Linked DNA regions of Mus musculus: region 1 is linked to region 2. The links are chromatin loops, found by intact Hi-C in ENCODE. Cell type or tissue: heart. All regions are shown on one strand. Each heading gives the region's core, and the rest is flanking DNA. Links, peaks and the distances in the headings are about the cores only. Region 1 overlaps Pvt1 (Pvt1 oncogene). Region 2 overlaps Pvt1 (Pvt1 oncogene).

Region 1 (2,916 bases), core at 180-2,679, 60 kb before region 2:
GACTCTAATGGCCTAGGACTTAGGCACACACTGCAACAAACATGAAGATCTGAACCTTTTTCATAGCTCCTGCTCATTAGTCATAGTTGTGAGCCTTGAATCCCATACTCTTGTCGATGCATTGTTTCCTCATCTATAGGGATGTTACCTGCCTTACTAGAGCTTTTATGTGATAACACAGAGCCTTGAGAATCCATCATTAAAAACAAAACAAAACAAAAACCCAAATAAACAAAGTAAAAAAACAAACAAAACAAAACAAAAACAAATAAAAAACTACCCTCGTTGGCCTGTAACTTTCCATCTAACCCAGGCTAGCCTGAATTACTAATCGTCATATCTCAGTTGCCTGAATGCTGGGGTTACAGGCCTGGGCCACCACAGATGGGTCATGAGATCCTGCATCTTACATGCTGAATTTTTCTCTGAGGCAGGTATCAGTGTGTAGGTTAATAAGCAGGATGCTTACTCTGGAGTACATTGGGATCAACAATTGTGAAACGCATGGAAGGAATCAGGATTGGAAGGAGCCATCAAGCTGTGAAGGTGTCTGAGCATAGCATAGCCTCAGAGAGAGCTCTGCATAGACCACACTAGAATGCTCTTTGAGAACTGTCCTGAATTGTGGTGGCATGACGGTTGATCAGTGACAATGTAGCTTTGCCTGGAAGGATACTTGAGTCTGACCCTGTTCAGCTAAAGTTGTCTCCAAAGAAGCTGGCAGCTGAGTGTCAGTTGGTTGTACCAAGCAACTGTTTTTAATGATGGATGCATGGTACCTAGCACAAAATAAGCAATCAGTATTTAGGGAATGTTTTCACCCAAGCACTATTCATTCAGCAAGTGGTTACTATTTGGACAATGTTCTACTACTGAGCTCCTTATACGAGTCGTGCACCATGGCTACAAATAGGAAGTTTATAATATGAGGTAGGTTCAACACTGGCTTCCTGGAAGAGTAGACCTGGAGATGTGACTTCCTGGATCATGGGCCCTGGGACTCGGTATTTCCTTGTCTTTCTAGAAGATCATTTCTTGAGATGAGGTGCGAGGTGTCTCAGGGGTGGGACTCTCCATCACGGCCCACCTGATGGTGCACCTGTGCACCACGGGAAACTCCCTGCTAAACTTACATTAACTGTTTGAATTCCCAGTAGCTTGGAACTTCCCCAGGGGTCCCATTGGCTCTGTGACTTTCCATCACTTAAGTAATTGGAGGATGGAGCCGAATGGAAATAATCTATACGCTTTCTTCTGTGAGTCACCAAAAACTACAGCCCAGAGTGTGTGTAACTGCTTGACTTACTTTTCCTGTATGCAAATGAGCTGTCATTACAGTTCAGTAAGTAGAGACTCTACAGAGTGAACATGAGACCATTATAGTTTCTATTTGAAAAAGACAGAGATAGCTTGGTACAACTGTCTGCCTTGGCAAGAGCCCTTGGTAGAAAGTGCTTTTGGGTTGGGACCTTACAACTCTTTGGGAAGTGTTTGTTGGTACACTCTGGCCCCATTTTCCAGCTCTTGCCTTGACCAAGACATAGCAGGAAGTAGATGATCTCTAGTGTGGGGTAGGTTGTTTTTATCTCCACAAGTCACCCAGGTGATCAGAGAAGCTTTCCGGAAAGCAATGGCTTTGATGTTCTGGGTGACAAGCTGTGAGTGTGCGGCAGGAAAGGAGGGTTTTGAGGTTGGAGAAATGAAACTACTTTGGGTGGTGACTTCATCACTTGACACCCCTATGGTAGGAAGGTTCTTATAAAAGAAAGGTGAATGCAAGGGTAGGTATGAAAAGGAAAGTTTGAGGTGGACAACAGTGAGATGACGGGCTTCTCATGGTTCAGGGAAATCTACCGGCACCATCGACCTTCTAGGACCCTTCTTCCTCCCACACTTCACCGAATCCTCAGTTTCACCAGTGACCATGTTTACACCTGTTATCTGCTCCATTCTTCGCACATGATGTTACCCTGACCCCATGTGTGCCTACTGCTCAGGGAGCTTGGCTTAGAAACCAGAGTTCTTGGGACAAATAGCCTTTCTCCATAGAATCATAGTGGCCCTCACTGACCTGAGAGCATCCCGTCTTCCAGTTCCCAGTTTGTAGAAGCTATACCTTCCCCTACCCCTCCGAGCTTCTCCTCTGTGGAGCCCCAATGTTCTGTTCATGGCTCTTCTGAGCCTTGGCTTCTTAAGCCCTAACTGGGACTGATAGCAGTCCCTGCCATTCTCTTTAGGTCACCGCTGTGCAGAGGAAAGGCTTCACACACTGCCTGAGTTGCATTTCTTGAGGGTGTTTTTCCTCGATGGCTTTTTTTTTTTTTTTTTAGCTGTGCTGGGGAGTCAAGGATATATGACCTCACCAATTAGTGATCAAATCTTTGACACCCTTAGGTGTTACCCAGGATACTAGTTTAGCCATTTGGAACCAGGTGTGTCTAACCTGTGGCCAATAGGCCACTTGAGTCTTACGATAGCTGTTAATGCAGTTCACTACTTTCATAGATGACACTATCATATCGCAATAGCAAAAGGTTGGACAGCTCTGTAAGATTTAGCCCATCTATCTTCTGAAAACAGGAATATGTGCAAGGAATGAGTGACTGCTGTGTGCCAGGGAAGAAACATGATGCTGCGTGGGACTGATTACTGCTTCGTGCTCAGTGCTGGCTCACACAGTAATGTGTTCATTTCTTTGGTGTTTTGTTGTTGTTGTTGTTATTGGTTTTTATTTGCTTGTTTTTGTTTTTTGTTTTTGTTTTGTCCCTCTTTTGTATTTAAAACAAAGCAAACATCTTGGTCTATTTATTTCTTTTCAAGCCCCTTTTCAGTAAGTGTCTAAGTCTCCAAGTGCTTGAGGCTTAGTAACTTATAAAGCAAAGATGCTTGTTTAGGTTTGTGTTTCTGGGCTTTGGG
Region 2 (2,916 bases), core at 271-2,770:
TCAGAGACTTGAAGTTTTTATCATACAGAAGCTGTCTGGTTCTCTGGCGCACCCTCTAACCTGTTCAGACTAATTTCCTAGGTCCCGCGGAGTCCCGGAACCCAGATGGCGACCACTGCTGCTGAGGCTGAGGCCGCCTCCCAAGCCAGGCGGACACCTGTCCTCTGGTCCTCTGGTCCGGATGGTGGCCGGTTGTCTGCGGCCCGCCCAGGCTGCTGCCTCAGCGGCTCTGTGCTTCCGCCCGTCCCAGAAGCTGTCCGGTTCTCTGGCGCACCCTCTAACCTGTTCAGACTAATTTCCTAAGTTCTGCTGAGTCCCGGAACCAAGATCATGTTTAAACTGCAGTCATAGCAACAAAACAAGACACGATAGCACTGTTTTTGTTCTATGTGCTGGGAACTGTCATCAATTCTTCCTTCTCACCAAATTATTTTATCCTCATCTGACTGCCATGGTACAGTTGATATTGTAGAATTCATTTCTCAGATGAAGCATCTTAGGGAGAGAGGTTAACTGCTGTGTTCCACCCTCCTGTCTAGATTTCTCAATGGTAAAAGCAAGATTCAGAAGCTCAATTGGCTCTGGGATGCTTGCTCTTAAGCCCTCTACAATGTTCTAAGTGGCTGTCAGCAGCAGCGCCTGCTCATCCATGAATCAAAGGTCCCATCTCTCTTTCAGTCTATGCCCTGGATGCAAAGATAGCAACCTGGCAAAACATAAGGAAGTAGAGGTTAGGAATCTGGCAGACCTGAGTTGAACTGTAAGTTCTTTAGCTGGTGATTGTGAGCAAACTAACTTCACTGAGCCTTGGCCAGTGTGGGAACAATGCTATTTATCCGGTACAGGATGTTTAGGACTGTCATAAACCGGTTGGGGAAGTTTCCATGTTTAAATAAAATGCTACCATATTCTTCTCAGGTAAGAGTAGATGGAAGGGAGCAAGCTCCCAGGGATAGGATGACCTTTATTCCTGTTGACAGGGAGAAGGAATAGAGTCCAGTTGCTGTTAGACTCAGAGGGAAGCCCCTGTCCTTTGGTTCAGCCTTAAGGTGTCATTACCTTAAGTCACAGTAGCCACTGACATTCTTTGTAGGACCAAGTTATGTAGAGATCTTGGTGATTCCTGACCCAAGCTACAGTATTCAAAGTCTCTTCATATTTTGGGTTCTCTGGTCGTTCTGAGCCTCCAGACAGTGGGTGCTTTTTCATGTGGAGATACTGCTGAGTCCTACCCTCAGCTTTCCCGCCCTGTGAGCTTTCTAAAGAGGCCCCAGAGACGGCTTCTGATCCTTTCCAGGAAATCCAACTGGGTGCTCTGAAACAGAGTTTCTCAGTAAGGCTTGCTTCTGAGGATTACTTCACTCCAGGGCTCCATTCTCTCTCAAACTGCCTTCCAGTGCCCAGGCACAGCTCTGTCCACGACTCTGTCTCTTCCTCAACTCTTCTACACCTCATTACCTCCTTCTGACCTCCCATTGTCAAAGGAAGAGAGGTGCTGGCCTTATAAGCCAGCCTGCCTTAGCAGAAGATTCAGCCCCTGGAGATGGGGAAGAAGCACATTTGGCCCTGTTATAGCCACGGAGAGCTGACTCTATCTGGATGTTGGACTTGCTGTACAATCATCCCTGGAAAGTCACGGAACCTTCTTGGCCCCAGGCCTGGAAGGGAGACTGTGGCCTCACTGAAAGCAACAGTTCAAGCTGGCTGCCTTTCCATTGGCTTGCTTCCTCTTTTGGAGTATTGTTCCTTTGCTTCTGAGAATCTTTGCCACCCAGAGCAATGCACCGACTCAATGCGCAGACTCAATAACATTTAGTGTCATGCAGATTTAACTCTACTCATTAGCAGAAGTAAATTCTTAGCCATCATTCTCAATCTCCCTACTTGCCTTCTGTCTTAGCTTCTTCTCTTATTGCTTTGGTTTAAAAAAAATGCTCTGACAAAACTAATTTACTAGAGAGAACATTTATTTCAGAACACAAGTTGCGGTCCATCAAAGTAGGGAAATCACAGCAATGAGAACTTGCATGGTGAAGCGTCTATCCAATCTGTAGTTCTTCCTTCTCATTCAGGCCTTGCTTCTAATCCAAGCGTGCTACCCACAATGGATGGATCAATAAACCTCAAGCAATCCAGTCAAGAGAATTCCTTGTATATACCCAGAAGCCTATTTCCTTGGCTTTCCTAGGTCTCATGAAGTTGACAATTAAGACTGACCATCACAACTTCTAATGCTAGTTCACTCATATACTAGTAGTATGATTTAGGTGAAATTATAATTCATTTTGTTCTAGCCTCCTCATCTGTACTGTGAGATATTGACAGTACTGATTGCCTGTGGTTGCTTGAACTGGTGGTTACAATACCGCATGCAGCACACACACACACCCTTCCCCCATAAGACTGCAGTCATACCTTTTCCGTGCTGGCATAGTATGTTGGACACAATGTACTTTCCTTCCTTGACTTTGAACTTAGCCATGTGACTTCTTGTGCTCTATGGGAAGCATAGTCTTATCACCCAATTGGAGAACGGAATGTGTGGAAGGTTTCTCTTCTGTCACGGTCACAGTAAGAAGGGGCCTTTGGTGATGGAGTGTAATGTAGATACCTTTCCACAAGCCCTGCTTACATCAGCCAACACCCAGGTGACCAGCTGCCAGGAGGGTGAAGAATAAGCGTTGTTATCATATGCCCTTGAATTTCTTGTTTCCCTGTCCCCACCTCCCTAGTGTTGGGGTTACAGATGTGTACCACGATGCTCAGTTATTTGGTTCTGGAGATTAAGCTCAGGTCTCTGTACATAATAAAGAAGCCCTCTACTGAGTGAACTACAACCCCAGCCCTTTCTTCTTCCTTTCCTTGAAGCCCCCGTGATCATAACTGGGGCCACCAGAATCATCCAGAATCATCTCC

Evidence for each region. Hi-C counts contacts between places; a loop is a spot of excess contacts. Peaks named below come from ENCODE experiments on the same cell type or tissue, not always from the same donor. Only the 100,000 strongest peaks of a DNase experiment are listed, where the experiment ranks them.
Region 1: it touches region 2 in a loop (1.8-fold over the local background); 2 of 42 quality-filtered maps call a loop at or near these places.

What each region holds. Positions count from the first base shown.
Region 1 is chr15:62,168,178-62,171,093 of GRCm38, forward strand. The region is part of intron 1 of Pvt1 (Pvt1 oncogene); the gene reads left to right. Among named protein-coding and RNA genes, the nearest start is that of Pvt1, 130 kb to the left of the region's middle. In heart, for the core only: no CTCF peak of the experiment used is centred there; a DNase peak (open chromatin) is centred at 1,634.
Region 2 is chr15:62,228,420-62,231,335 of GRCm38, forward strand. The region is part of intron 2 of Pvt1 (Pvt1 oncogene); the gene reads left to right. Among named protein-coding and RNA genes, the nearest start is that of Pvt1, 190 kb to the left of the region's middle. In heart, for the core only: no CTCF peak of the experiment used is centred there; a DNase peak (open chromatin) is centred at 1,652; H3K27ac peaks cover 972 bases.